Regions from separate parts of the Homo sapiens genome. Here region 2 is linked to region 1. Evidence: read pairs that join two places in POLR2A ChIA-PET (ENCODE). Cell type or tissue: Panc1. All regions are shown on one strand. Links, peaks and the distances in the headings refer to the core of each region. The heading gives the core; the rest is flanking DNA.

The links. ChIA-PET counts read pairs that join two places held together with the same protein. Peaks named below come from ENCODE experiments on the same cell type or tissue, not always from the same donor. Only the 100,000 strongest peaks of a DNase experiment are listed, where the experiment ranks them.
Region 2: POLR2A ChIA-PET joins it to region 1 with 13 read pairs; 3 of 35 experiments call an interaction of 5 or more read pairs at or near these places.

Annotation. Positions count from the first base shown.
Region 1 is chr3:177,687,241-177,703,011 of GRCh38, forward strand. All of the region lies in intron 3 of LINC00578 (long intergenic non-protein coding RNA 578), which reads left to right. It also overlaps the pseudogene FGFR3P4. Among named protein-coding and RNA genes, the nearest start is that of LINC02015, 120 kb to the right of the region's middle. In Panc1, for the core only: no CTCF peak of the experiment used is centred there; no DNase peak of the experiment used is centred there; H3K27ac peaks cover 437 bases.
Region 2 is chr3:177,614,119-177,629,889 of GRCh38, forward strand. LINC00578 (long intergenic non-protein coding RNA 578) reads left to right here. Exons shown (of 4, transcript NR_047568.1): 3 at 15,299-15,437. LOC124900562 (small nucleolar RNA SNORA18) reads right to left here and starts at 10,291; the gene lies at 10,164-10,291. In Panc1, for the core only: a CTCF peak has its summit at 8,555; no DNase peak of the experiment used is centred there; H3K27ac peaks cover 2,500 bases.

The sequences.
Region 1 (15,771 bases), core at 4,819-7,318:
TAAGAAGAAAAAAAAATCGGGCACTTCACTGAGAATATCTTAATAATATTTGAAGTTGGGCCTGTTTGTTGTCTGAGTATAAAGCATACATGATGTAGAATGATCAAAACAAAAACTGCTGTCCTATTCTGAATTTGAGGTCATTTTTTCTCTGTCAGTAGGTCTGGTTTTACTTGTCAGGAGGGACTGAAGAAAGCACAGGACGTAAGTTCCTCCAAGAGCATTCTTGGAGCAGCATCTCATCGCTGTCCTTGGGTGTAGCCTCCCTTTTGTGAGGTTCACTCCCTCAGCTGGAGGATGAACCACAGTGCTGCTGCAGACCTAGCTGATGTCACAGTTGTTCAAAAGGTACATTTTCTTACCCTGGGGGGTAGAGCAACGTGGCTCCTTCAGTTCTATGAATGCTCCTTACAGCCAGTCACCCTCCCTCCATCAGAGCAGAGCCGAATGCAGCCCTCAGATCCAGGCAAATCCAAAGCCAGTCATTCCTCAGAGCATCCCTCCACCACGCCACTTGTGCCCTGGAGGTCCTGTGCACAGATATATATTCATTCATATATTTGTATAAGTGTGTGTGCACATGCACACATACACACATGTAATATATATCTGGAAGAACAAGGCCCCATGTTTATGCAAATAGTACTCAGATGAGTGACACATACATATTTTCCTTCATAAATGGATTGTGAAAAGGAAAACTACTTCATAGAAATAGTAAAAGAACTGAGAACAATGTTTTCAATTTTCTGGGTGGAAAGTCATTTTCCCAGATTAAATTGTCTGCTACTACCTTACTGGCTGGGCTCTCTCAGGCTAGAATTCTTGGAGTGCCCTTGAATTCATGTCTGTGTTTTGGATGCTTTATTAATGTGTATGTGTGATACTTCATTGCTAGAATTTGGTAAATATTAACAGATTAATGCTTCCTTCCCTCTTTTCCTTTCTGTGGACCTCATCTCTCATAACTCCTCTCTGTTCTCCCCACCTTGGCCTCAGAGACAAGAACACTTATTGCTTTGTTTTACGGCCATCATGAAAATAGACATTGGCTCCAGCATAGTGTAGTATACAGAATTTTAATGAGTACAGAGCAAGCAGTTCAGTCCTTCACTCCGATATGAAAGGGGTGATGTCAACCTATCCAGGAAATATTGAATTGATTTTAAAACTGCTGTAAGGGTGAATAAATCGGTGGTGCTGTGCATTAGCATGAGACTGCCTGCACCCACCCATGTCTCCCCGTTTATTTGTCTTAATGCTAGGATTATTAGAAACCAGCTGAATAGGTGCCCTTCAAAATACAGATCGAGGGATCAGAGAATGTTGATTTTTTTTAAGCCTAAATTTTGTAACTTGGCATTATCCTAGACATATTTAGCTCCCTATTTGCGTATTTTCTTTCCAATTCTAGTATTCGGTTCATTTATGAAAACTGGGAACCGTGCTTTTCCATCATCTCTTTTGCTCCTCTCTCTTCCCATCTCCCTCTGACAAGTTTTCTGAAGCATGTTTTGGTGCCTCAGTAAAAAGGGCACTATATAATGTTTTATTTGTTTCCCGTTCTGCTATATGAAATGAAAAACCCTAGCATCCAGTGTGTGAAAAGCTGCCATTGTGAGCTCTTTGCAGGAAGAGACACTATTCAGGGAGACACAGTCTAATATCAAAGCCAGATAAACTCTCTTGATACCAAAAACCAAACCAACAATAAAAACTCCAGCCCCAGTGCACCACCAAATGAACAACTTCTTCTCTCAACTCTCTAGAATGTGGTTAGGTTTTTAGATTGATACTGTTATAACCATTTGCATTTCTTTTTGCGACCTTCTTTACACCTTGCTGGTTTCGCTCGTGATTTGCTAGTTAGTTAGCAAAGATTTCTAACATTCTTTGAAGAATAAACATACTACTTGTTGCAAGGCAGCATTATGTAACATTAAGAAGATCAATTTAATTCTCCAAGCTTCTTACAAAAAAAAAAAAAAAAAAACCCACTTTTTAAAATTCACCTGCAATGACGTCAGAAATTTTGTTAACCTTTTCAGTAACTAACCTTAGTAACTCAAAGTTTTGATGTTTTGCTTTTTAGTTGATTCCATAGATAATTTTCTACTGGAGATAATTCTCCATCAATATTCTCTATCAATGACCATTACTATAAAGACCATTCTCCTCCCATTCAAGCTAAACTCAAAATTTAATCCTTTGTTAAGCTCTATGATATATACAAAAAATACAGGCCCTATAATTTGTCCTCAAAGAGCTTACAGTATGCATAAAACAATCATTCATAATATAAGACAGGATCTGACACATCAAGTGAGTAGTGTTGAATAATCAGTGTCCTGGGAGTGAAGAGAACCATCTCATTGTGGGTTGTCATAGCTCCCAAAAGGGGTCCAGTGTGGGGCGGGGAGGGGGGAGTGGTTAAACTTCAGGTTGGTCTTCAAAGGATTTATAGTCTTTGTCGAGGTGGAGTTCATTCTAGGTTGAAGGAAAGCTGCCAAATACAGAGGTAGGTATGCTTGATACTGTTTAAAAGTTACTGCATAGACAGGCCTTACTTTAACGCTAGGATCATTCAAGGTTAGGTAAGTTTAGAAAAATACAAATTGTATTTAGCTTATAAAGAAATAGAATATTTTATAATACCCACAGGTACCATAAAATGTAATATTTTATAATACCCAAAGAAGAAATCATTGGATCCTTTATTTCACCACTTTGAAAATGGCAGAAGAGTAATCTTTGTTGGGTAAAAGGATCAACCGATCTACAGTGCAGAAATTATGTCACGATGGAACAAAGGGAAAATAGGACTCAAACTGTGTCTGGTGTGGGAGCAGCATCTGCCTACTCCTTCCTCTTTTCCAATAATTACAAAAGAAGGGGAAAAAAAACCCAACTCAAATCTGTCAAAATGCCTTCCACGTAGCGTTGTTCAATACATACTGAATGGATATATGAATAAATAACCATTTGGTTGATGAACCCAATAAAATGAAAAAGAGCCATCATGTAAAGCCTAGAAGGAAATTGCCTTCATATAACCCACTTTCTACTTCATTAAAAATTAATTCACTTTTATCTACATATGACATGAAGCTGGACAAAGAAATGGATCCTTTTACTCTACATTTGAAAGACAAATGAAGAGCACAGGGAGCAAACTAAAACAAAACAAAACAAAACAAGGCAAGGCAAAAGCCTGATATGTTCCACATGTTAACAAGCTAAAATAATGTATCGCCGATTGGTTGTCCCTTGGGGAAAAAGTAGCTAGACAACCTCTTAAAGAAGTACATTTCAGTGTTTTCCAGGTGGCTTTTACTCTGTACGAACCCATTCTGCTGAATGGGGGATACATATTTACAGGCTGCTAATACTCAGCTGATAAGAAACCATACCTGAATTATTTCTAAGTGTCCTGGGAGCCCAGAGGTAGCTGAAAGCATCTCTGCTTAGATGTCACTCTCAATCAATTGCAGCTGTTACCTGAGTGTCATTTGCCCATAATCAGGGAATAGAACTTGAACCTGAATCAAGCTTCTATTTCCTTGCACGTGAAATTCGGCAAAACAACAAAGAGCTAAATAAAATATAGTATTAGCAATGTAATGGTTGCCTTTTAAAGAGATGAGGTAATATAATAATAAGTTTTGGACCAGTTACTCAGAAACCAAAATTGATTTCTAATCTTGACTAGTTTTCTTTTGACCATTCCTGCAAATGTGGGTCTCCCTTCAATGAGGATTTTATTATTGTCATGATTACTAGATGATGGTTTATATATTGTTGCCATTTGTAAGCTCTTTAGGAAACTCAGGGGACATGGATTAAGCTTATTTTTTTAAATAGAAAATATTACTCATTTTTATTATGCAGGTTCCTCTTGAAGAATGAAATCCTTGGGCTGCCATTAGGAACTGCATGCAGTTAAGCCGTATAACCTCTCTGATTTTTAGTTTCTCCATCTATTTTATAAAATAAAACATTGAACTAAATTATCTCTAAGGCCTATTCTATTATTTTTTATATTATTTTCTAATCCTATGATTTTAATATGGTTTCCATCCAAATTGGCAGTGAGCTCTAAAAGTTCAAACCTGAGGTATGGTAGCACGGTTGCCTTGGTTCATCAACATGTATACTAAGTGGGCTTAAACACGACAAAGCCTATTCACAGGAGTACAATATGACCTTGTTTTTTTTCAGCCATTTGTCCTATTTGGTTACAGAAGTGGTTTCCAGACCAGCACCGGCCGCATCACCTGCAGATTTGTTAGAAATGAAAATTTCAGACCCCGTCCCAGACCTACTAAGCCAGAAATTCTGGGAAGAGACCCAGCTTTCTGAGTTTTAACAAGCATTCCTGGTGATGCTGATTCCTGTTAAAGTTTAAGAACGCTGCCCTAGAGGTTAAAGTTGCAGGTTCAAACTCTGAAGTAGCCACTGATTTAATTCTGTACCCTAACCTTAACTCACAGTATTATAAATAGAGCCTCCATTGTTCATCAAAGATTGGGGTACACTGCTTGGCCAGATCAGCTCTACTGCACCTCGCAGATCTTGAATGATTAATTTGTGTTTTAAAGTGTTTTTCAATAAGCCTTCAAGGGCATCTATTGCTTTGATTCCCAATTCCATACAAATGAAATCTTTTCTTCAATCACTCCACTGTGTCACCCTATCATCTTTGGTTAATCCTGCTTCCTCACTACATACTTCACTCATTTTTGTTCCTTATCACCTCCATAGCTTCTCTATTGCCTAAAATACAGTCTGTATTTTCTTGCTAACAATCCAAATGCATAACACTTGGAGATACTTACCATCTCCAAGAAAGCTGTCATTAATCCCATCCCATGGGTACTTCTTGAAAACCCATAAGCCACATCACCTGGAGCACCATTCCTCAAATGGAACACTACAACCCAATCACCTGAAAGAGGTTTTAAAAATATAGATTCCTGAGTTCCACTCCAACCAACTTACTGAATCAGAATCTCTAGGGTGCAGGATCTCTGTCTTTAACCAGATTCTCAAGGGATAGCTGGGCAGCTAGGTGAGGTGTTTGGAAATTACTGAGATGGAACAGGGGGTGGCAAACCTATTTTGTAAAGGGACACAAGGTAAATATTTTGTAGTGGTGGGCCATACAATCTCTCTGACAATGACTGAATGAGGCTTCAATCTCAGGTTTGCTGTTACAGTGCAAAAGCAGCCATAGACAATATGTACACAAATGGGTATGGCTGTGTTTCAACAAAACTTTATCTACACAAATAGGAAACAGGATGGTAGTATATCGAACCCTAAACTAGAATGTTATTTAATTGGATAAAAATGAACTACAGTGTCTAAAATGTTACTCTGCACTCAGTATGTGCTTTTGAAATGAACTAATAAAGGAACCAAAGTAATGTAGCTGTTGGAGTATTATACATTTGAAATAGATAATTATCACATGATAATGTTACTGTAGTCATATGTTGCTTAACAATGGGGATACATTTTGAGAAATGGGTCGTTAGGCAATTTTGTCATTGTGCCAACATCATAGAATGTACTTAAACCTAGGTAGCATAGCATACTAAACACTGAGGCTATACGATATAGCCTATTGCTCCTAGGTTACAAACCTGCACAACATGGTTATATATTGAATACCATAGGCAGCTATAACACAATGAAAAACATTTTTCCTATCTAAACATAGAGAAGGTACAGTAAAAATATGGCATAAAAGACAAAAAAATGGTATACTTGTACCTGCAGGGTAGTTACCATGAATGAAACTTGTAAGAGTGGGAGTTGTTCTGGGTGAGTGAGTGGTGAGTGAATGTGAAGGACTAGGACATTACTATACACTTCTGCAGACTTTATAAATACTGTATACTTAGGACACACTAAATGTATTAAAACATTTTCTTTCTTTAAATTAATCTGAGCTTACTGTAAATTTTTAAACTTTATAAACTCTTTAATTTTTAAAAAAGCCTTTTTACTCTTGTAGTAACACTTAGCTTAAAAGCCAAGTACATTGTACAACTATATAAGAATATTTTCTTTTTGTATCCTTATTCTATTTTTAAAATCTTTATTTTTACTTTTGCAACTTGTTGTTGTTAAAAACGAAGACACAAGCACACACATTAGCCTAGGTCTATACAGAGTCAGGATCATCAATATTACTGTCTTCCAACTCCACGCCGTGTATCTCAGGGAGGTCAGAGGCAATAACATGCACAGAGCTGTCATCTTGTGTGATAACAGTGCCTTCTTCTGAAATGCCTCTTGAAGGACCTGCCTGAGGCTATTTTACAGTTAACTTTTTCCTCTAATAAGTAGAGAAAGCATACTCTAAAAAAACAGTAAAATATGTAGGGTAGTAAATATATAAACCAGTAATATAGTGGTTTATTATCATTACCCAGTATAATGTGCTGTACGTAACTATGTGCTAGACATTTATACAATTGGCAGCACAGTAGGTTTGTTTACACCAGCCTCCCCACAAACATGTGACTAATGAATTGTACTAGGACATTGTGATGGCTGCGGTGTCACTAGACAATAGGGATTCTTCAGCTTCATTATAATCTTATGGGACCTCTGTTGTATATGAGGTCCGTTGTTGACTGAAGTGTTTTAATGCAGTGTGTGACTGTCTGTAGATGATCTTGAATAAAATCGTGCTGACATATGGAAACTCTTGGTGGTCTGGGGAGAGGGATAATGGGAAGCATGGAGTAAACAATGGGATTCTAATTTGGCCTGCTGATTTTCTTGGTTTTGCATCTGCAAATTATATTCTACCTAATTGACTTACCAACAAAGGGTTTGTTGAGGAGTAATTTGTTTAATGTTTTAAAAATGTTACATAGATGCTAAGTGTTATTACAGATATAGGTTTCTAAGGAAGAACCAAAAATAAGCCACACTAAAGCTATGTTTTTTATTCCTGAGCAAAAGCTTTAGTTAAATGTCTCCTGGAAAGTGGCACTTTGCCCCCAACTCAAATGTCACTCTTTTCTCCTGTTTTACTCAGGAAAACCTCAAATACATCGTGTGGGTGATACTGAAGGATGTCAGGATCAAAGTGCATTTAAAGTTGCTAAGAGGAAGCAGATGTTCTTAGCTGGGCAAAAGATTCTCAGAGTTTCCAGTGAAATATAAACTTCTTGAAGGCCCCATGGGATCATGCCTTAAAATGTCGTGCTTTTGTTTATGCCTCCCATATGCAAAACAGTGGTGAAATGTGTGGTTCTGTGAGAGACAGAGGAAAGTAAATGAGCTAGAAACAATAAGGAACTCTGTACTTCGAAAAAAATTGGAACGGATGTTATCCTTAAAAAAAAAAAACACTAGAGCAGATAAGAATAGTCATTTCCCTCAATTCTGTGTGTGTGTGTGTGTGTATGTGTGTGTGTGTGTGTGTGTGTGTGTGTGTATACATATATATATCTTTAAAGATCTATCTCTGAATTACCCTCTTTGGCTGGATTACCAATTAGTTTTCTTCAAGACTTTCTGCTCTCGTGTATTTCCAAATAGAAGTTTCTTCTTAATTCCCCCATGAATTGTAACTTTTTCACTACAGCTGCTAACCAAGAAATAGTTGCAAAGGAGAGAATAGTTGGTGGCTTTTAAGCTTGTGCTGAAATCCATATGAAACTAATGCTTTGAAGAATGATGCCAATGCAGATAATTATATTTTCAGCCAGAAAAAAAGGTAAAAAGACCTGCATTCCTCCCTGATCACAGTGGCATCGAGTAGTTGACCCTATAGAGAAATGCTAAAGAAATGTAATGTTTTGTATATCTTATTTTCTTAAACTTGAGGACAATGTAAGTCCAGGGAGATGAGATATCATACAAGATTCAAGACCAGCCTAAACATGAGAAGGGAAGCTAGGAAACAACTTGAACATTCTTGGTTCTTGAATTTTTGTAGAATGATGTATCTATTGAGGTCAAAAGTTAGAGTGAAAAACTTGTTTTTTATGTTTACTCTTTCTAGATAAATCATTGAAGAATTAATTGGTCAAACTTGAAGTATAATTATAATAATGATTATGGTGTTTAAATACACAAGGTATTTTATTTGCCATATACTTTGTGGAAATTTATAAATTTAGGAATAGATTCTGGTGTCATCATTGGGAACTAAGGCAAGTATGAATAGGTTTAGAGAAAGAGAGGACTGATCTTCTTTGAAAACCATAGGATATTTATTTATCTTTGAGCTTGTAGGAAGGCCGGCTGGCTTGCATTTTGTGGGGTGGAGGGAGGAAAGTTTATTTAGGATATGCCAAGCAACTACATACGTAAGTAATAACAGGTATCTTAGACTAGAAGCAGCTCATCCTAGGAACCAAGTTTTAACCACATTTCTGTATACAGGCCTGACAGAGAGATGGTAAAGATCTTTTGCATGGATGAATGCCTGCCTATTACATATGAGGTCACAGGGCAGAATTAATGGCTCATCTTTGAAATAGTGGCTGGTTACTGTCTTGTCTTTTCACTTCATCCCAAGAAATTGGATGAATTATTCCACCTTGTCAAGAAGAGTGTCGTAGAGTCATAGAATGTTAGAGTTGGGAGGTACTCTCACTACTTCATTTTTAAGAAAAATTTAGGTTAGTGTAATGCTGAAGTTTGGGCTTCTATTGATCCCATCTCTCCTATTGAACATAGTTTCCAATAGGAGATTTTTCAGTCCTTTCATCTCTCATCCTCTACCCCTTTTTGGATTCCCCAGTGTCTATTGTTCCCATCTTTATGTCCATGTGTACACAATATTTAGCTCCCACTTATAAGTGAGAACATATGGTATTTGGTTTTTTGTTTCTGTGTTAATTCACTTAGGATAATTGCCTCCAGCTGCATCCAGGTTACTGCAAAGGTCATGATTTCATTCTTTTTCACAGTTGCATAGCATTCCTATTCCATAGTATGTACGTACCAGATTTTCTTCATCCAGCCCACCATTGATGAGGACCCAGTTTGGTTCCATGTCTTTACTATTGTGAATAGTGCTGTGATAAACATACAAGACCAGGTGTATTGTTGGTAGAAGGATTTATTTTCTTTTGGTTATGTACCCAGTAATGGGACTGTTGGGTCAAATGGTAGTTCTAGTTTTTGTTCTTTGAGAAATCTCCAAACTGCTTTCCACAGGGTCTGAACTAGCTTGTATTCCCACCAATAGTGTGCAAGTATTTTCTGTTCTTCACATCCTTGCCAACATCTGGTATTTTTTGACTTTTTAAGAACAGTCATTCTGACTGGTGTGAGATGGGTATCTCACTGAGGTTTTGATTTGCATTTCTCTGATGATTGGTGATGTTGAGTGTTTTCTCATATGTTTGTATGTTTGTTGACTGCCTGTAAATCGTCTTTTGAGAAATGTCTGTTTATGTCCTTTGCCCACTTTTCAATGGGGTGATTTGTTTTTTTCTTGCTGATTTGTTTCAGTTGCTTATAGGTTCTGGATATTGGTCCTTTGTCAGATGCATAGTTCACAAATAGTTTCTCCCATTCAGTAGGTTGTCTGTATGCTCTGTTGATAGCTTCTTTTGCTGTGCAGAAGCTCTTTAGTTTAATTAGGTCCCAATTGTAAATTTTTGTTTTTGTTGCAATTGCTTTTGAGCACTTAGTCTTTGCCTCAGCTGATGTCCAGAGAGTATTTCCTAGGTTTTCTTCTAGGATTTTTTTGTAGTTTGAGGTCTTAAATTTGAGTCTTTATTTCATTTTGAGTTAATTTTTGTATATGGTGAGAGGTAGGGGGTCCAGTTTCAATCTTTTGCATATATGGTTAGCCAGTTTTCCCTGCACCATTTATTGAATAGGGGATCTTTCTTCCATTGCTTGCTTTTGTCAACTTTGTTTAATACCAGTTGATTGTAGGTGTGCAGTTTTATTTCTGACTTCTCTATTCTGTTCCACTGTTCTCTGTATCTATTTTTATACCAATGCAAATTTACTTTGTCTCATAATTTTATAGTGGATCTTAAGGTAATATGTTTGTTAAACAGGCATATGAAAAAGTGCTCAACATCATTGATCATCAGAGAAATGCAAATCAAAACTACAATGAGATATAATCTTACCCCAGTTAAAATGGCTTATATCTAAATGTCAGGCAATAACAAATGCTGATGAGGATGTGGAGAAAAGAGAACCCTTGTACACTGTTGGTGAGAATGTAAATTAGTACAACCACTATGGAGAACACTTTGGAGGTTCCTCAGAATAAAAATTGAGCTGCCATATGACCCAGCAATTCTATTTCTGAGTATATACCCAAAAGAAAGGGAATCAGTATATCAAAGAGACATCTGCACTCCTGTGTTTGTTGCTGCACTATTTACAATAGCTAAGACTTGGAAGCAACCTAAGTGTTTATCAACAGATGAATGGATAAAGAAAATGTGGCATACATATACAATGGAGTGTTATTCAGCCATAAAAAAGAATAAGATCTAGTCATTTGCAACCACATGGATGAAACTGGAGGTCACTATGCTAAGTGAAATAAGCGAGGCACAGAAAGACAAACATTGCATGTTCTCACCTATTTGTGGGATCTAAAAATGAAAACAATTGAACTTATGGACATAGAGACTAGAAGGATGGTTACCAGAGGCTGGGAAGGATAGTCGGGGACTGTGGGGCAGGTGGGGATGGTTAATGGGTACAAAATAATAGAAAGAATGAATAAGACTGCTGTTGTGCTATTTGATAGCACAATAGGGTGACTGTAGTCAATAATAATTGTATATTTTAAAATAACTTGAAGATTTGATTGTTTGTAACTCAAAGGATTACAAACAAAAAAGGATTTAAAAAGATCACAAAAAAAGATTGGATTGTTTGTAATTCAAAGTGTAAATGCTTGAAGGGATGGATACCTCATTCTCCATGATATGCTTATTAAACATTGCATGCCTGTATCAAAACATTTCACGTATCCCATAAATATATATACCTACTATGTACCTACAAAAATTAAAAATAAGGCTAGGTGCGGTGGCCCATGCCTGTGACCCCAGCACTTTGAGAGGCTGAGGAGAGCGGATCATCAGTTCAGGAGATCGAGACCATCCTGGCTAACACGGTGAAACCCTGTCTCTACTAAAAATACAAAAAAATTAGCTGGGTGTGGTGGCAACCATCTGTAGTCCCAGCTACTCAGGAAGCTGAGGCAGGGGAATTGCTTGAACCTGGGAGGCGGAGGTTGCAGTGAGCCGAGATTGTGCCACTGCACTCCAGCCTGGGCAACAGGGCAAGACTCTGTCTCAAAAAAGAAAAAAAAAGAATTCATGTTTGTTAAAAACATGAGATTGATAATATTAGATTGATGCAAAGGTGATTGTGGTTTAAGACTGTGAATTTTGAATTATTGTAACTAGGCTCAAACATATCTTTATTAATCAAAATAGAAACCATTATAATCAATACATTTTTACCAATGAGAAATACATTTATTTATTCCGGTAGTGTAAAAATCTCTGCTTTGGGATTTGACAAACTCTTGGAAAGCATTTTCTGCATCCTGCTGGTTGTGGAAGCATTTTCCCTGCAAAAAGTTGTTGAGATGCTTGAAGAAGTGGTAGTCAGTTGGTGAGAGGTCAGGTGAATATGGTGGATGAGGCAAAATTTCAAAGCCCAATTTGTTCAACTTTTGAAGCATTGGTTGTGCGACGTGTGGTTAGGCATTGTCGTGGAGAAATTTGGGCCCTTTCTGTTGACAAATGGCAGCTGCAGGCACTGCAGTTTTTGGTGCATCTCATTGATTTGCTGAAGAGACTTCTCAACTATAATGGTTTTGCCAGGATTCAGAAAGCTGTAGTGGATCAGACTGGCAGCAGATCACCAAACAGTGACCTTGACCTTTCTTTGATGCAAGTTTGGCTTTGGGAAGTGCTTTGGAGCTTCTTCTCAGTCCAATCACTGAGCTGGTCATCACCGTTGTCATATAAAACCACTTTTCGTCACACGTCACTATCTGATCGAGAAATGGTTCATTGTTGCATAGAATAAGAGAAGACAGCACTTCAAAACAATGATTTTTTTTTTTTTTTAATTTTCACTCAGCTCATGAAGCATCCACTTACTGAGCTTTCTCACCTTTCCAATTTGCTTCAGATCCCGAATGACCATAGAGTGGTGGACGTTGAGTTCTTTGGCAACTTCTAGCTTCTAGTGTAATTGTAAGAGGATCAGCTTCAGTGGTGGCTCTCAATTGGTCATTGTCAACTTCCAATCGCCGGCCATGATGCTCCTCATCTTCAAGGCTCTCATCTCCTTTGCAAAACTTCTTGAACCACCACTGCACTGTCACTTTGTTAGCAGTTCCCGGGCCAGATGTGTTGTTGATGTTGCAAGTTGTCTCTGCTACTGCATGACCCATTTTGAACTTGAATGAGAAAATTGCTTGAATTTCCTTTTTGTCTAACATTATTCCCATAGTTTAAAATAAATATAAAATAAACAGCAAGTAATAAGTCTTTAGCAAAAAACTGTAAAGCATGAAATGTGCATTAAAATGGTGTATAACATAACCACATTTATTTAAGAATGAATCCCAATATCAAATGGCAAATTTCAACAATGCAGAAGCTGCAATATCTTTTGCACCAAAGTGCAAGCTTGCCAAGGAATCAGTATGGGAATTCAGAGAGCACAGAGTTACAGAGAAAGAAGTAAATGTTTTTGAACAGATTATGGGGGACAGTAATCACCAGAATGATTCTCACTTTTATGGATTGACACATATATTCTTACTTCTGAAGGAGCTGCATCTAACTTCGGACTTTGGTTCAAAGCAGATGATGTATAAACCAGCAGCAAGTTCATATCCAGGAGAACTGCTCACTGCAAAGGATTTCGCCTCATGGCTGGTGCCATAATTTTGTCTTTCATAGGCTACTCCAAAACTTCTATCATGTTGGTAGATTTCAATGAAGCAGAGCCCCAGGTGCCCACTCCTGCCCGACCCCCAATACGAGCCGGCAGTGGTGCCCACCTTGAACATGCTGAGGTAGAAGCTGCTGGGGCCTGCCTTCCTGCCATTCACCTCCAGGTGCTACGTTACCGTACATCTTGCAGTGGAACTCCACTTTGCTGTCCAGCACTGCTGTCTGGTTGGCCGGTAGCCCCCATGCAGAATAGACCCATGAGAAGATGTTCTGGGAGTGCAGGTGGGTCTGGGAGCTTCCCTCCTACCCACACCTGCAAGGTCCAGTGTGTGCATCCTCTGGATGCTACTGAACTTGTGCAGGTGTAGTGGCTGCCATCCAGGGGCACCACGTTCTTCATGACCAGGCTCCACTGCAGGTGCCACAGCATGATTCCCTGATTCGATGCTCTCCATGGAACTCCTTGTGCTCTTCAGCTGGAAGATAGAGGGAGTGGGGCTGCCACACAACGGAAGCAATTAGGGTTGGTGGCCAGCAGAGCAGCTTCTTCACCATCCAGTAGGGCTGAGTCCAGTAAGGGTCCCCTGCTGTATTTTCAGCCTCGTCCTCCCATCTTCCTTATCTCCCCAGGATGGAGCACCTGTCACACACACATTGACTAGGCACAGCACATGCTAGGTGAGCTGCTGCCAACAGATATTGGCCTCCTACAGCCTGGTGAAAGGCATTCAGCACCTATAGCTGCTGGGGCCCCCACCGGGATGCAGTCCAGGACACCAGCTTTGCGTCATCATTTTCCCAAAGAGTGAGTCCCAGGGAACCACCTCTAGGCTAGTGGTAGCTCAGCTATGTGGTGTCTCTGCTGCCAAAGACCAACTGCTCCTGCTGGCTGGGCTTGGGCCTCACTGTGCATCAACTGGCCAAGCTCACTGCCCACCTAGCCCTCCAGCCTCGGCCTGTGGCCTGTTGGTGAGCTGGAAGTCCCTGTGCACGAGTGAAACTGACTATTCTATTTTTGTAGGTGAATAAATTAAAGTTCAAAGAAGAGAATTTCTTCTCTTAACATTTTTTAGGTTGTTGTTTATTTTAACAAACACTTACATGGAACTTTTCAGTTTACGAAGTGCTTCATTGTTTTTATTTGATCCCTACAACTCTGCAATGTAAATACTGTTGTGATAATAAATCTTTTTCATATATAAGAAAATTGCAGCTGAGGAAGATGAAGTGAATCATCATTTTTGCCTTCTCCCTTTCACCATCCCTTATATCCACTCAATCCCTAAGTCCAGAGGAGACTAAATTTTAAATATTACTTGCCTTTTTTCAAGTTTTGATATCTCCACCACTCCTACTATAGATCAAGTCACCTCACATTTTTCTCTTGATCACAGGAACAGTTCATTATTGACCCATTTGCTTCCAGGCTTGATCCCAAACCATCTCCAAATATTTTAAAACAAAGGTATGATCACATCACTGCTAAGTTTAAAATCTTCAATAATCCCCAGAGTGCTTGTCAATCTATGCAGAGCACATGGGCTAAAAGGCGCCTTCAGATCTGCCTCTGCCTGTGGATTTAGCCTCAGTGCTTACCATTCCTGTCTGCTTTCTCTTCCTCTACCAAATCCATATCCTCTTTTATATTTTGTAGTTCTTCATGTGTCAGGTCAACTGATAATGGGAGAGCAGAAAAGGGAACATTCCTTTCAACTTCAGGTGGGGAGACTGGATTCACCGAATTCACTTGAATCTCTATTGCCTGGCATAGTGTCAGATATTTGATAGATACTCAACAAAGATTTGCTGAATGAATGGATGATTGAAATGTGGGCTCCTTTATTTCCATTCAAGGCCAAAGTTGCAGTGCCTCTAATCGAGTTGCAGTGTCTCTATTTGCTGATGACCGTGAGGCATGGTTTACTTACCCCAGAATTCTTGACATATAATGATAGAGATGGAGCTTTCATTTAGGGTTTTTTCCCCTCCAAACCTATTCGAATACCCGTCAATCACTTTAAACTTTAGATATTGGTTTGGCCATCTCTTGTAGATTGTGTTATTCAGGGTTCTTCAGAGAAATAGAACCAATGGGATGAATATATGAAATCCAGGAAGAGATTTCTTATAAGGTATTGGCTCACATGATTGTAAAGGCTATAAGTCCCACTATCTTCTGTCTATGAGCTGCAGACCCAGGTGTAGTTTGAAGGCCTGAGAGCTAGAAAGTTGATGATATACATTCTAGCATGGCTCCAGAGGTTTGAGAAGCAGAAACACCAAGGGCAGCCGAAGATCAATATCCGGGTTCATGCAGTCAGGCAGAGTTAATGCAAACTTTCTCCATTTTTTTTTTTTTTTTTGTGGTGGTTGTTGTTTTATTGAGGCCCTCAGCAGATTGGATAGTACCCACCCACATTGAAGAGGGCGATCTACTTTACTCAGTCCACCAATTTAAATGTCAATCTATTCTAAAAATACCCTCACAGATGCACACAGAAATAATGTTTAGCTGGATATCTTGGTGTCCTGTGGCCCAGTTCAGCTGATACAAAAGATTAACCATCACATAGATAACTTGTATATCCCTAAATAACTTCACCTTTTAGGATATTTAATTAATATACTATTAATTTATTAAATTGATGTAAGTTGTGAAGCTTGTACAAATAAGCAGTAGAAAGCCCTTTTTTGTATTTGGCAGATGTTAATTTTCTTTTAAGCTTTACTTTTTATATTCAAGTATAAAACATTTTAATGTATGCCTGTTGTTATATTATAGATGAGGATTCCATCTTGTCCATTATTTGAGGTGAGAAACGAAGGACAACTTTTTCCT
Region 2 (15,771 bases), core at 7,896-10,395, 70 kb before region 1:
GGCTTCAGCAGAGGTGGTTGATGGAAAAGCTTTTACAGGGTGAATGAGAAAGCAGAGCAAAGAAATTATTTGATTGGTTGAAGTTTGGAAAATTGCCCTATTTGGACTATCTTGGTGGGAAGTTCAAGACAATAATCAATGCCCAGTTGGCTATGTGATTGGTTGAGCTTAAGTTTCATTTCTTTTAAATTAGCCTCTTGCATGAAATGAGGCTGAGCTAGGTTTTAGTTTCCTTAGGTAGGAACCCAGGGTTCCTGTCTAATGGCTTCTCATTTTATTATTTCAATGTTAACTTGCATAAATATATAGCAGATAGTACACAACAAATAATTGCTGAAGTTTGTGATACATCTTATGAAAATGTAGGTAGAAAATAAGGTGCCCAGTGAATGCTGGGCCAGACTTAGATTTCAGTCTATAACTTGAGAGAGACCTTCCCATTGAAGATGGCAGCCCTAAGTGGTTGTTTATATGGACAATGTACTCTGTGCTTTAGTTTGCTCCTCTTTCAATTGAGGGGTTCAATTAAGGGATCCCCTTAATTTCCATGGCCATATGATTCAGAAGTGTCAACAATGGAATAATCTACTATGTATATAGTTTGTAGAAAATAGTTAGAATGCACATATTTTTTCATCTTTTTTTTCCCAACCTGCCTAGGTGAAAATCTAACTTGGACATACTTCTTTATAGCAACATCTCTATAGATACAAATGACAATTTAGATCCAATTTATCACTTACTCATGTTAACTAATGTTCACTCCAGTCAGCTATATTGAAAATATTAAAATAATTAAACAAATTTCTGGGAGTTTGTGATAATGGGATTTGACTGGTTCTTCCTTTGGTATTTTCTGTGATGTTTCTCCTTCATTTTATTGCCAAAGTCAGAGGGATTGTTATAGTATAGGCCTGAAGCCTGCTTTCAGGATCTGTGCAGAACCAACCAACCAAGAGAGCCTTTTATTTTGTCCCCCAGTTGACCTCCTTCCAGATATGCTGAGTCCATTTCCCTGAAATGACTGAGCGGGGAGAGGTAACTGCAGCTGTGTTTGGATACCTTCTTTCTCTCCCTTGGCTCCAGCCCAGGGAAACGCACACACTCTTTCACAATCACACAAACCACTTCATTATCATATTTTTGAGGATGTTGGCCAGGGGAAAGGGCAGACCAGTCAGTAGGCTGGAAAGTTAGAAATGTGTGTGTTTATTTTTCCCTCCCCTCTCCACTGTGCTATTGGAACTGGTATAGAAAGGGAATAGTCATTCACAGTTGCCCCTTTTCAGGAGGGTGAAGTTCAGAGGAAGAAATGTTTGCATAGACATTTGATAATCATAATAAAAAGACCATTAGAAGCTCATTGATTAAACAGTTACTGCAGATTTCAACTACAACTTAGAACTGTTTTTTTTGTTTTTGTTTTTGTTTTTTTTTTTTTTTTAGACAAGGTCTCTCTCTGTTTCCTAAACTGAGTGCAGTGGCATGATCATGGCTCATTGCAGCCTCAACCTCCTGGCCTCTTGGGCTCAAGCAATCCTCCTACCTCAGCTTCCCGAGTAGCTGGAAGCACAAGCATGTGCTACCATGCCTGGCTAATTTTTTAATTTTTTGTAGAGATGGGAGTCTCCCTATGTTGCCCAGGCTGGTCTTGAACTACTGGGCTCAAATGATCCTTCTGCCTCGGTCTCCCAAAATGTTGGGATTTATAGGCATGAGCCACTGCACCTCACTAGATACTTAGGTACTTTGGAAAGAGGAGCCCAGATGGGCAAATGTATTAAGGGTTTGTCATTTATGATTGGCACTAGAGCTGTATCACATAGTGTGGAAGAAAATTAAATTAATTCTCTCCCTGTAAATGTGCTTTGTAAAATTTTAATGTGCTATGTAAATAAGTTGGTAATGTTTTCAATGCATAAAGCTGTAGCTTAGATTCAATGAATGTTTATTTTTAACTTATGAAGTGAGATTGTAGCTCATTTTATGAAAGAGGCTAACAAACCTTTGGATGTATAAATTCTGATATATCTATTGAACAAGGTATATGTTTTATTCAATGATCCGATATTGGTGACCTACTATGTGAAAATTACTTGAATAATGATAGTGAATACTTTTATGATACTATGGTTTACATGCTGTTCTTACATGGCATTAATTTATTTTGCCTCTATGAATACTATCGGTTATCACCTCCTGCAGATGAGGAAACAAAGGTATGGTTGTCTTTGACTTGGTTTTAGCGATGGAATTATAGGTTTCAAAAAATAGCATGGGAGTGCAGAGGGAAATCTAGGAGGCAGGATCTGAGTTGTGAACATTAGGAAGTTGCTAGACAAATGCTACGGTTTGAACGTGTCCCCCAAAAGTTCATGTGTTGGAAATGTAATCTCAATGCAACAGTCTTGGAAGGTGGGGCCTCACAGGAGGTAATTAGGTCAGGAGGGCTCTATCCTCATGAATGGCTTAATATTGTTATTGCAGGAGTGGATTAGTTATTGCGAGAGTGGGTTTGTCGTAAAAGCAAGTTCTGCTGCATCACTGTCTTGCTCTTTCTCCCTCTCTGTCACATGCACTCTATGAGAAATACATTTCTTTTCTTTTCTTTTCTTTTTTTTTTTGAGATGGATCCTTCCTCTGTCGCCCAAGCTGGAGTGCAGTGGCCCGATCTCAGCTCACTGCAACCTCCACCTCCTGGGTTCAAACAATTCTCCTGCCTCAGCCTCCCAAATAGCTGGGATTACAGGCGCCCGCAACCATGCCCAGCTAATTTTTGTATTTTTAGTAAAGACAGGGTTTCACCATGTTCGCCAGGCTGATCTCAAACCCCTGACCTCAGGCGATCCACCCGCCTTGGCCTTCCAAAGTGCTGGGATTACAGGAGTGAGGCTCCGCGCCGGGCCTAATTTCTTTTCTTTATAAATTACCCAGTCTGTGGTATTCTGTTATACCAACACAAAATGGACAAAGATAACAAAGGAGGTAGGAAAGTACATTGAAATGATTCCACTGTCACAAACATTTCTAAATGCTTTTCCAATGTATATGTTTTAAAATTACTTTCAAAATATGTGGCACATTTTTCAGTATTCTCAATTGTGGCAAATCTTTGGATGTGAAAGTATATTTGAATGTTGGACAAAGTGAAATATCATTCACATTCAAGTTTAGTAAATGAAACCAGTTATTTTTTCAATATTGGCAAATGGCTTAAAAAATAATACTAATATTTTGCATGTGCTTCATATATAAATAGGTTCTAAAGCTAATACCAAAAAAGTCTGAAGAACATTTTCAGCTTATCTTACAACTAGAAGCCCAAATAATAGGAATATGAATTTACATATGCAAATGAAAACCAGCTTCATTTTAAAAGTTTAATGTGGGCATTAGATGTACTTGTGTATTGTGCTTCCAAGGATCTGTGTGTACAGCTCTATTATCATACACTGCATTACAGGTGGGTGTGAGTTCCACCTCCAGCCTGTGAGATGCCTGCAGGGAGCCATCCTGAGTCCTCCGAATTGACACAGTGTCTTTGGGGTAGGAATTTCCCAGTGAATGCTTACTTAAATGAATTCAGTAAGTGCGTTTTGATTTTTCCATAGATTGACACAGTGGAACAGTGGCTAAGAGATGATTCTTTACTATAAGCACCCTTCATAGGCAAAGTGGGAATGTGCTTATTGATGAGGTCAAATAATTCAGACTGCGGTTCCCACATTGGTCTTGAGTAGTGGATGGCTCCACTAAAACACTAGGTTTCATGGGTTTCACCTGTTTTCTGGTAGTTAATTTAAGGAGATGGTGCACTAAGACAACTTAGATGGAAAAAATAAATAGCAGCATAAAAAGCAAACTGTGATTGTATAGAACTGTGAGATAATATTCAACTTCGTTTCATTTATTTATTTATTTATTTAGTGACAGAGCGTCGCTCTATTGCCCAGGCTGGAGTGCAGTGGCACGATCTCACTGCAACCTCCGCCTCCTAGGTTCAAGTGATCCTCCTGCCTCATCCTCCTGAGTAGTTGGGATTACAGGCACCTGCCACCACTCCCTGCTAATTTTTGTATTTTTAATAGAGATGGGGTTTCACCATGTTGGCCAGGCTGCTCTTGAACTCCTGACCTCAAGTGATCTGCCCACCTTGTCCTCCCAAAGTGCTGGGATTACAGGTATGAGCCACTGCACCCGGCCTCAACTTGATTTTAATGTGTGGGTGAGAAATATATGTTCTCATGTACTCAGTTTTGGTTTAAGTGTATAAATGGACTTACACGTGACACAGGTTGGAAAGAAGCAGAACACTTTAGGCAACAAGGCACTTGATGAAGCACCATGGTACTCTAAGACCTTCTCCACTTTGTCCACATCCCACCTTCCTTTCATGATGCAGCTCTCATTCCACCTCCTTCCTGAAATCTCTCCTGACCTCTTCATTCTAATTAACATACCTTTCTCCGGACATCCAGAGCATCTCATCTTGCCTTTCCTAAGGTACTTTTTCCCAACACCTTCCACCTGGTTTAATACCTATCTGTATATATCTTCTCCTCCTCCCCACCACTATATATTATGCCCCACATGCGCAGAGTCTGTGTATCTACATCTTTGTCTCTTTACATGGTGTCTGGCACAGCACCTTCTTCAGAGTGGGTTTTCAATATGTGATTATTGAAAAGTAAATGAGCAAGATGGCCATGACAAAGCAAAGGAGTAATAAACAACTTCTTCCTAAGAGACGAAAGATATACAATGTTTTGCTTTGTGAATACACAGCCATGCAGGTCTAGAGAGAAATGCAATGTACGTTTATTTTTGTTGTGTTTATTTGTTCTTAGTCAAGGTGTCTAATCTACTATGCTGTTTCCTTATGCACAGATGGAAACTTATCATGCATAGGAGACTCTGAAGGAAATAATTTTTGTTTAAACTTTGCCTTAGAAACTTCAAGGGAATTCAGAACAGGATTTCTTTAATGATCTGGCTGTATTATATTACCGATTACCAAGCTGAAAAATGCTTGGCAGAACTTTTGGCTTCTGAGGTTTTGGATGTCTTCCAGGTAATCTGCCTCGGAATTTTGAAATACAAATAAATGAGTTCCAGTTCAAATTTTAAAAAATCTGAGCTGCTAGGCCTTTGTTTACCTTCCATCTGAACATTTTGGTACAGATATACCAACCAAGCAGAAAGAAGATAATCAGTCGACATTTCTGAGGTTATTAGTGGCCTTGGTTTAAAAGAACAAAATGAGAGTAAATGGTTTAAAACTTCATCATGTTTCTTCCTAGTAACTGGCTTCTGGTGTTGGCATTTATTTTCCAGGATGTTTTCTCCCAGTTTTTATTTGGGAGAGGAGGACGAGGGTGTTCTTTGCTGCTTTGTTTCTCCCAGAGGGAAGATTCTGAATGTTCCTTTGTTAAACGTTACACACGTAGCTTTTGTTTTACTTTCTTGTCTGGTAGCCAAGTATTTTTCAAGTCACTCAACATTCTACTGAGGCATGCTAGTCCACTGAATATGATTATAAAGGAAAGCCTAACATGACCTAAAAAGAGGGAGGACGGAGAGCTTTGGCTGTTGTGAGCACCACAGCTAATGAAGAAGCAGGATAATTTGCATGAGCGATATCCCTTCAGTTATTTCTGTAAATCTCAGAGCCAGTTCCTGTCAAGTTGTGAGGAAACAAACATTTTTTATTAAGGAATAAAAAGATAGGCCAGGCCCAGTGGCTCACACCTGTAATCCCAGCACTTTGAGAGGCTGAGGCGGGCAGATAGCGAGGTCAGGAGTTTGAGACCAGCCTGGCTAACATGGTGAAACCCCGTCTCTACTAAAAATACAAAAATTAGCCGGGCATGGTGGTGGGTGCCTGTAATCCCAGCTACTTGGGAGGCTGAGGCAGGAGAATCGCTTGAACCCGGGAGGCGGAGGTTGCAGTGAGCGGAGATAGCGCCATTGCACTCCAGCATGGGCAATAGAGTAAGACTCTGTCTGAAAAAAAAAAAAGAGAATAAAAAGAGAAAGAAGGAAAGCCCTTACTTCCACCCCCTAAACACACATGCGCACATTCCACGCACACATATATGTGTGTACATGCTCGGAAGTGAAGTGGTTTTTGTAGGATTTCGTGGCTATAACACCGTCGTTTATGTTCTGGGAGGCTGGGGTGAGTCAGCAAGTATTCTGAAAGGGAAAGACATGGTGGGGAGGATAAAACGGCTCTTCATTTTAAGAAATCCCTCTTATCAAGCCTACTATTAACTTGTTTCTTTGGCAACTACTATGCATTTGCTACGGAAATATATCCCCAGAATAAAATTTCCATGGAAGGAAAATAATAGCATCAAATTTTTCCTCCAAAGTTTCCGATACAATGAAATTTATTTGTCCTTAACTTTGGATTGGTGGAAGAAGACCAATACCTCTCACAATACAATTCAAAGACATGAGATGAAAACAATCTTTCTCACTTTACAATTTTGGATGACATGTTTTATTTAAAAACTTTTCGTTTCTGTGGGAGGTTTTTACAGGAAACTATCTTTAGTATTTCATATGACCATTGTCATTTGAAGATGATGCTGAACTTGTCTTCCCACTTGTAAGCTCTTCTTACAGACCAGCATGAAACAAGCAGCTTAGCCCATCAGCTAATGCCCAAACTGAGACTGGGCTGGCAGGACAGGTGGACAAGCCACCTGAAGCCTAGAAATGACCTGACCTCTCTACTCTGGTAGGTTCTGAGACAGCCACTTAGCTCTAGTTTCACCAGCATTCTTTTCGATATCTTGGAATAGAATAGGCCCTGAGAAAACTGTGAAACAAACAAAAATAATTTTTTTCCAGGAATATTTTATTCTGCCTCCTGCCTTCTTCCCTTCACCAGGTTCCTAGTTTCTTTACCTGTTCCTGGCCCTGCAAAGCCCTCATGTGTCACTGTTCTGGGTGAGAATCTTCTCTCTAAAGCATTTGAGACCCTTGCTCTTCCCTTTACCACCGCATCTCCAGACCCTAATTCCTTCCCTAGTGAAGACTTAGCATTAGATGGTGATGATATGAAAATAGGAGCAACTAACATTTGTCACATTCTTTCTTTGTTTATGGCCTTCGCTAAGCCTGGTAGCTGACCTGTCTCATTTAATTACTACAACCATCTTATAAGCTCTATAGAATTTTGAATTCCAGTTTTATTTCTGAGAGACAGAGGCACAGAAGCAAGAGTCACTCAGTTACTACACGGGAAACGTGGATTTTAATCTGGGTTAAGTAGCATTCTAGTTGAAGAGTATACAGTGGCAAGTGTGAGACAACCTGAGCATTTAAAAATGACTATGAATATATAAAACTCCGCAAGTACATAACTAGAAAAGAGAATGTCTTCCAAAACAAAACTCATTTGCCATCACTGGAGGTGATTATTACATGAATTGGTTATTCTGAGAATTGAGAATTAAAAATAATTAAAGATTTAATGTCTTTCTAGAAGATACTGAATTTCAGCATAACTAAATAGTTCTACTTGATGAAGGAAAACTTTTCTTTATTGAAGAATGTCAGCTGTGAATGTAGATGCAATAATACGGTCAGAAAGTCACCATTTTGCAGCCCTTGATAGGATGGAAATTCAAATAAGAACCTTTGACAGATGCTGAAACCACTAAAAGAAAGGTGGACAGGGACCATTGTGACAGACTTCCCCAGATGATTGCCAATTGAGTGTTGGGGCGGGGGCATAACTCTGCAGCAGAGGCATCTGTCCATCATCATCCGATGCTATGATGCTCTTGACACTGCTGTTGATGCAATGGCCAGTTACTGTGAAGATCCAAATGTGGTACAATATGAAGTTGCAATATCATCTATGAAGCATTCTTGCTGAAAGTGAATCTACTCAAGCCTTTAGTTAAAGTTTCCACTTCATAAGAAACACAGAAACTAGAGGAAAAACTTAATCAGCACCACAAGGAAATAAACAAATCCAGAAGGCAGATCATTCTATAGACTGATCTTGATTCCTTAGCAATTAATGTCATGGTACAAAAAGGGAGTAGGAAGGAGGTGTTTTAGAATTATATAATTAGCAAATGTTATTCATGATTTTTCGCAGGATACTAGTTTGAACAAACCAACTGTAGAAAAGATACTTTTGGAACAATTACAGAATTTTGAATATGGTATTAGGGAATTGGTAATATATTTTATCAGGTGTGATAATGCTATTGTGATTATGTAAAAAAAATCCATCTTTAGAGATGCACGCTGAAGTATTAAGGAGTAAAATACTATGACATGTTAACTTATTTTAAAGTATTTCAACAAAAACTGAAGCAAATATAGCAAAATGTCAATAGTCGTTAAATCTAGGTGATGACATGGAAGTAGGAATTTTTGAAAATTTTACAATTAAAACATATAAGAATGAAAAAAAAAAAAAAAAGAGTGGATTGGTCTCAATACAGAGAGCTCTGGATTGCAGTCCCAGCTCTAACCACTTACTTTTTGTAGGGTTTGGGCAAGTCGCTTCACCTCAGTACCTTCCTCTGCAAAAAGGTGGCAATAGCAGTGTTTGCTTCCTAGAATTGTTGTGGGAAAAAATGAGTTAACACAAGTAAGGAGCTCAGAACAATGATTGGCATGTAGTAAGCTTTCAACAAATGTTTGCTATAATTGTTTCATGTAGGAGGAGTCAGATGGAATTAGGTTTAAATCCTGGCTCTGTCTTTTATTAGCTATGCTGCCTTGGGTTGTTTGCTTAACCTCACTAAAACTCAGTTTTCAGTGGAAGTAATAATACTGCTAGGGTTGTGGTGGGATTAATAACCTAGCATATATAAAGTCACTAGCATATAGTAACCACTTAATAGATAGTGGCTTTGACTATCAGTGCTGTCAGATAGCTGTAATTTTTATGAGGCCTTCAATGCCCTACACCAACGCGCAGCTAAAACTGGAGTGTCCTGGCACTGTAGTTGTACAGGAGAACGCTGATAGATCTGCAAAGGGAGTGTGGGGAAGCCTCTGTGGTCTCCACTCATGTCAAGACAAACATCATGCCATATAGGTGGCTCCTCACTCTGTGTGTTTGGCAGAGGCCTTGCTTTAAGGATGGTTGGAGACAGCACATAGGGCAGGTACAGGAGAAGATCTGGGCTTTTTCAGGGTACAGAATGTGGATAAGACCCAGAAGAAAGGAAAAGAGATGGGGAACTAGGGAGTCTGGCTCATGTTTGTTTCCACCTTAACTTCTCTTGGAAGTTTGAAATAGTCCATGAAAGTGAAAGCACTTTTCATCACAGTCATCAACTGCTATAGGCATTTGCAGCCTGCAAATAGATTAATTTCACTGGATGTTAATTTCACTGTGAGGCTTTAGCCAGCACTACTGTTTCTCAACACATAGCCTTACCTGGAACATGTAGTGTTGCCATGTGCCCAGGGAGATAATTTAGGGACTAATAGGCCTTGAAAGAGAACGCGGCCACAGAAGATAGCATTTCTAATACTTGACTCTAGTGATTATATAGATTTTTAATGGCATCAATGGGGCAATGTGAAAATCTATCATTTTCTTCTTCTTTTTTTGACAGTGTAAAGAGGTGTTTTCGTTTTAACTGTGTGTGTGTAACATTAGGCAAAATTATTTAAAGTCAATAGATTTTTATTCAAGGAATTCCATGTTGTAAGTTCTTCCACTGTCCATCGAGGTCACTTTAGATCCTCTAAAGAGCTGGAGTCAAAATTTATCTTCAAAAGATTTATCTTCAAGTTAGCCCTTTTTAATGAAACTGATGCTTATTTTAATGCAGTTGTCCTGTCAGGCCATAATTCTTTGATTTTTGGCATCTGTCGTCATCTCCTTTTAATATGGCTATACTGATGAAGATTTCAAAATTTACCTTTGGAAAAATCAAGAATCTTTAAGATCTAATTTCTTCAACCAATTTACTTTAGGGTCATTTTTAGTGTAGGTGGATCTGCCTAGTTCTCAATGTGACACCCTCTCTAAACCTGAGTGAGTTCAAATCATATTCATTCCTAAGCGATCACACTCAAGAATAGTGCAGAGTGTGGAATATGCCAATACATAAGGTAAAAAAGTAAATTATCAGGTCTTTCATATATTTAGTAACAGTCTTTTTCATACTTGTAGCAACTGTCTTGTAGTTCCCACAGATCTAACAAGAGTCCTGTGAGTAAAGTAAAACCACAGAGTTAACTCTATGAGGCGTTTCCAATGATGTGCAGCCTACAGAAAAGTCCCATCGGGAAAGACCTCAAAAAATGTATCATTTCCTTTTGCACTCTGAGCCTCTCTATTTTTCATCTTCTGTCTTAACAGCTATCTTTTTGTTTCTACTTTAGACACTAAGAGACTTCTGGTCTACCTCTTTTCTCATTATTAAGTTCGGCTTATAGGAAAATGTGTACGCCTAGGCATTTACATAAAATCAAAGGCCTGAACACAGATCAAAGGATATGCATGAGTAACGGCGAGTAAACAGTTAAGAACAAACAAATCTAATCTAACAGGCCTTTATGGCTCTTGAGATGAATGTATGCCCAAGTTCACCAACATTGTTGTTTTTGTCTCCCTGGGCACAGGGAGACACCACGTGTTCCAGGTAAGGCTATGCAGTGGCATTCTGGCCAATTGGATATGAGCTGGAGCAACACGTGCCACTTGCAGAAATAACCTACATACGCTTCCTTTGTGTGGTCATCACGTTCTCTTTTCTGCCTTTTTTCTCATTAGCTACCTTGAAAGAACTTTAAGGGCCAATATGAGGGTGGAGCCACAAGATTGAAGGTGCCTGGGTTCATGAATGAATGTGGAACAGAGTCCCTCCATCCTCCCACACTGCGCTGTGACATGAGCAAGAAATAACAGTTTCACTATGTCAAGCTGCTGCAACTGGGGAGTTGTTTGTTATAGAAGTTAGACTACATCGAAATAATATATTCCTTTTGACTGACTTTCTTTGCAGCTGCCAAGGATAGCAGAGATGTCCTCTGCTTTCTAAATTACATGTTTGTTGATATTTTTACGATCAGGGACTTTTTAAGTAAAGAAACCAAGAAGCTTGTTCACTAGGCTTCAGTCACCTCACATGGAAGTCAGTACCTTCCTGTATAAACACTAGGGTCTGAACATTTGTTACCTTATTTAATCTGAGTACTCTCTTTGTGAGGATCTTGAGGGATGAGGAAACTGGGGCTTAGAGAGGTTAAATGACTTGGACAAGTTTCCACAGCCGGTGTTTTCTTCAGATCCAGGATTCAAATGAACATTTTTTGTTTTTACTTCAAAGACCTTGATCTTTTCACTACAACATACTCCTTTCTAAGAAAAGAATAGTCGGGAAAGAGACAGAATGCAGAGGGAGTGCATAAGGAATTTCTGGAGAGATAGCAAAACCTCCACAAAAGCTGACTACCAGTTTTAGTTCAGAAACTTACAAGACAATAGACCATAAAACAAAAAGGTAAAAAGGAAAGAGAATAATCATGAATCCCGATCATAAGATTGGGTTGCTGGGATCCCATATTCAAAACTTAGTTCAAAAATTTTTAGTGTTCCTCTAATCAGTTATTTAGGTTTAATTTAAATTGTTTAACAAAATGTTATTATTTACTCAGAATCTCTGAGTTTATTATACTCAAATAAGTGTCTTTTTTTTTTAACTTTGATTTTAAGTTCAGGGGTACATGTGCAGGATGTGCAGGTTTTTTCCATAGGTAAACATGTGCCATGGGGGTTTGTTGTGTAGATTATTTCATCACCCAGGTATTAAGCCTAGTATCCATCAGTTATTTTTCCTGATCCTCTCCCTGCTCCCACCCTCCACCCTCCGGTAGGCCCCAGTGTGTGTTGTTCCCCGCTGTGTGTCCATGTGTTCTCATCACTCAAATAAATTTCTTTTTATTTCAAGTTCTGGATCTAAACCCTAAGGGGTTTTAGGGGATATGTATTAGTCAGGGTTTTCCAGATCAACAGAACAAATAGGATGTGTGTGTGTGTGTGTGTGTGTGTGTGTGTGTATGTGTGTGTGTGTCTGTAGAGAGAGAGAGAGATTTTAAAGTAAGAATTGGCTCACATGATTGTGGGTGCTGGCAAGTCTGAAATTTACAGGGAAAGCCAGCAGGCTGGAGACACAGGGAGGAGTTGACATTGTAGTTTGAGTCTGAACGCAGTCTGGAGACAGACTCTTCTCTTCCTTAGGAGATCGCAGTCTTTTTTTTTTTCTCTTAAGGCCTTCAACTAATTGGATAAGGCCCACCCACATTATGGAGAACAATCTGCTTTATTCAAAGTCTACTGATTTAAATGTTAATCTCATCTAAAAAATATGTTCACAGCAACATCCAGACTGGCTTTTGATGAAATATCTGGGTATCATAGCCTAGTCAAGTTGACACATAAAAATAGCCATCCTAGGTTATTAATTACAAACATGTTCAAATCTAGGCAGACCCTAATGAATGTCTCTGGTTACTGGTTTGGTGGTACTCCTCCTGAATGGGACTGCTTCACTCCCGTCTGTCTGGTACGGAGAAAAAGAATGGCTATTGAAACCCACAAATACATGCTTAATCAAGCATTGAAGCAAAATTCCAAACACTAAAGTCAAAGAAATTTTAAATATCATCCAGCAGGTGAGCAAAAAATGTCTTGGATCATAGCGGATTGCCTTTTCTACCTCCACTGAATATTAACCCTCATCAGTGCCTGTTCTGCTCCCTCCCTGCCCAAAGAGACTTCTCAATGCCTATTGAACTTAAAGCTGCCATCACTTGTTTAATATTGAATTTTTCTCTGTAGGTGTTGGCCTCTGATATCCTTGCGGCTCAGCTGCAATGTATTTCAATCCTTTTTAATAATTCAAATATGTACCATGATGTTACATCCCATTCTAGTATTCTCTCATCTCTGGGTCTTTTCTTCCATTTCCCACTCCTCTAGCAGTAAAAGCTCTTGTGGCATTTGCATCCATGTACAACCAACAGATCATTAGTTTCATGGGAAATTGTCAGGTGGCAGAGCTTTCCTTTTGCACTACTCCTAGGACTATAAAAAGCACACCACAAGCATATTTCAGCAAAGCTAAAATTAAAAGTTTAATTAACAAAAATGCTACTTAATAATACATTTGGATCGATTTGGCTATGTCACATAGTAACTGCCAGTCATATCTGAAAAAACAGAAACGACAAATGACAAAATGATATAAACCTCTCAAATCATCTTGTGGATGGATCACTTTGTGGTCCAGGAGTCACAGTTCCACAGCTCTCACTGTACTTGCTTGAGTGTGTTGATCTAAGACCCCTTTGGCACCTCTGCATCAAAGTGCCTGTTCCACCCCTTCCTGCAGCCTTCACATGCCTCCGATGCTGGAGGGCATGCAGGAGCCCTCTCTGCAGCACTCCTCCTTCCTATTTTAGATGCCTACGACCAGCGACATGAGACCTGCGCTAGGATCTGCCACAATCGCCTCTGCTGATCATCTGTGCAGCATAACATCATTGGAGAGTAGGAAAGGGAACTTAGTTTATTTTGTGGTGGTCAAACCATCTTTTTCTGCCCTCTATTTTATTCTTGGGATGGTGGACTATTTCCTGATCCATCTAGAAAATAGTGGACTTATAATCCTTTCTTATTCTAAAATCCAATGAATATTATCTTCCCAATGTAGGTTATAAAGTTTTCGAAATCACAAACTGTGTTCCATATTTGTTGAGTATCTTCACATAGTAACATTATATACTTTTAAATATTTGGTGGGTGTTAGGGGCTCAATTTCTGTTGTCCTGAGTGATTTTCTGTCAAATTAATAATTGGACTGCAAATGGGTAAAGTGTATTAAAAAAAAATCTTCTTACAGAATGTTAAAGACACTCAGATTTGATTGAGAGACAGAATTTATATAAATAAGAAAATGTCTTTGAGAGAAAAAATGTTTCTAACTATTATTTTTTTTCTGAGAAGGGAGATGTATTAGTCTGTATTCATGCTGCTGATAAAGACATAACTGAGACTGGGCAATTTACAAAAGAAAGAGGTTTAATGGACTTACAGTTCCAAGTGGCTGGGGAGGCCTCACAATCATGGCAGAAGGCAAGGAGGAGCAAGTCACATCTTACATGGATGGTGGCAGGCAAAAAGAGAGCTTGTGCAGGGAATCTCCTCTTTTTAAAACCATCAGATCTCATGAGACTCATTCACTATCATGAGAACTGCACAGGAAAGATCTGCCCCCATAATTCAATCACTTCCCACCAGGTTCCTCCCAGGGCACATGGGAATTGTGGGAGTTACAATTCAAGATGAGATTTGGGTGGGCACACAGCCAAACCATATTAGAAGAAGTACTGAAGAGTCACTCAAAGCAAGTAAATGTCATGTGTCTGAGTTACTGTTAGATACTCTTTGAAGAAGTCTTTGAATAAAGAGTACATTTCTGGAACATGTGGTTAGTCAGGTGGTGACTAAAGTGGTTGATCATGGACACAACTGACTGCAGGCTCCACAGAGCAGCTTTTGGAGTCCAAGATCACTGCCAAAAAAGAACAGAGGGATGGGAGGGTCCTTTCTGATTATAACTGTAAAAGCAACTTATGCCTCAAGACTTTTAAACGTTTTGCCCATAATTTCATGAAAAGTTACTGGTAGAATGGTGGCTAGCTCCAGCTATTTTTTTTTTTCCCCTAGGGCGATGTTTGTTCTCTACACTGCACTAAATGGAGAACAGCTCCACTGCTTCTTTTCTCTTGAGCACATTGTCTGTGAACCAATGTTTAGGTGGGTTTTCAGCGACAATCAAGGTGTCCCTCCAGAGTGTCTGGGGTGCAAGAAGCAATGACAGGAAAGCAATCTCGGAGAAGGAAAGGAAAGCAAATGGGAGAGCAGGAGGAACAAAGAGGGGGAAGAAAAAAGATACACAGAAGAACCATCTATTGATCTAGAATGTTTGGAAATGTTTATTTTGGTTGACAGAAGGCTGCCCTTCATCTCATTCACAGTCAAACAAGTCTTAAAGATGTCATTTAACACCAAAACTAAACTGGGCATCAGTTAATTTGTTTCATATCATGATCAAAGTCTTATGATTTTAACTTCTAGTTATTATTGTGAATCTCTAAGAAAAACTCTGGTTCTATTGAGTCCAGATAGATGGATTTTACTGCATTCATTGTATACCATGGACAATTGTTTCAGATGCCATTTGTTGTCCCGAGTTGTCATGTCCTAGCCTGCCTCACTGGTTCCAATCTATTATTTCAACAGAAAAGAGAAAACATTTCCATGGAAGAGGAAACAGGAAATTCCAACAGATCAGCAACAGTTGGAGTGCTAACCTGTCACTGGAATGGGAAAAAAAATGCTGTCGTTGACACATCTTTTCCTTGTTTTTGACACAAATTAGGTAACTCACTGTCTCTTCACAAAATTGATGGGGGTGTGAAAAATGTCTATGCAGTATATAGAGATATTCATAACAAAGACTTATGCTACGAAAAATGTCCTTTGTTCACAATAGAAAGAATAACTCATGCTTTACATAATTTGCACATATATATTTTGTTGTTGTAAATCCTGGTTTGCTCACTAAGCTGAAGTTCATTTTCTCACCATGATTCTTGAGCCCAAAACTCTGATGAATCAAAAGGATCAAATATTGGGCTCCTACATTTTATGTGCAGTAGTTGTGCAGTTCACCTCACTGGGTCTGCATTAAAGCCCCCACTTTAATGAAAAGG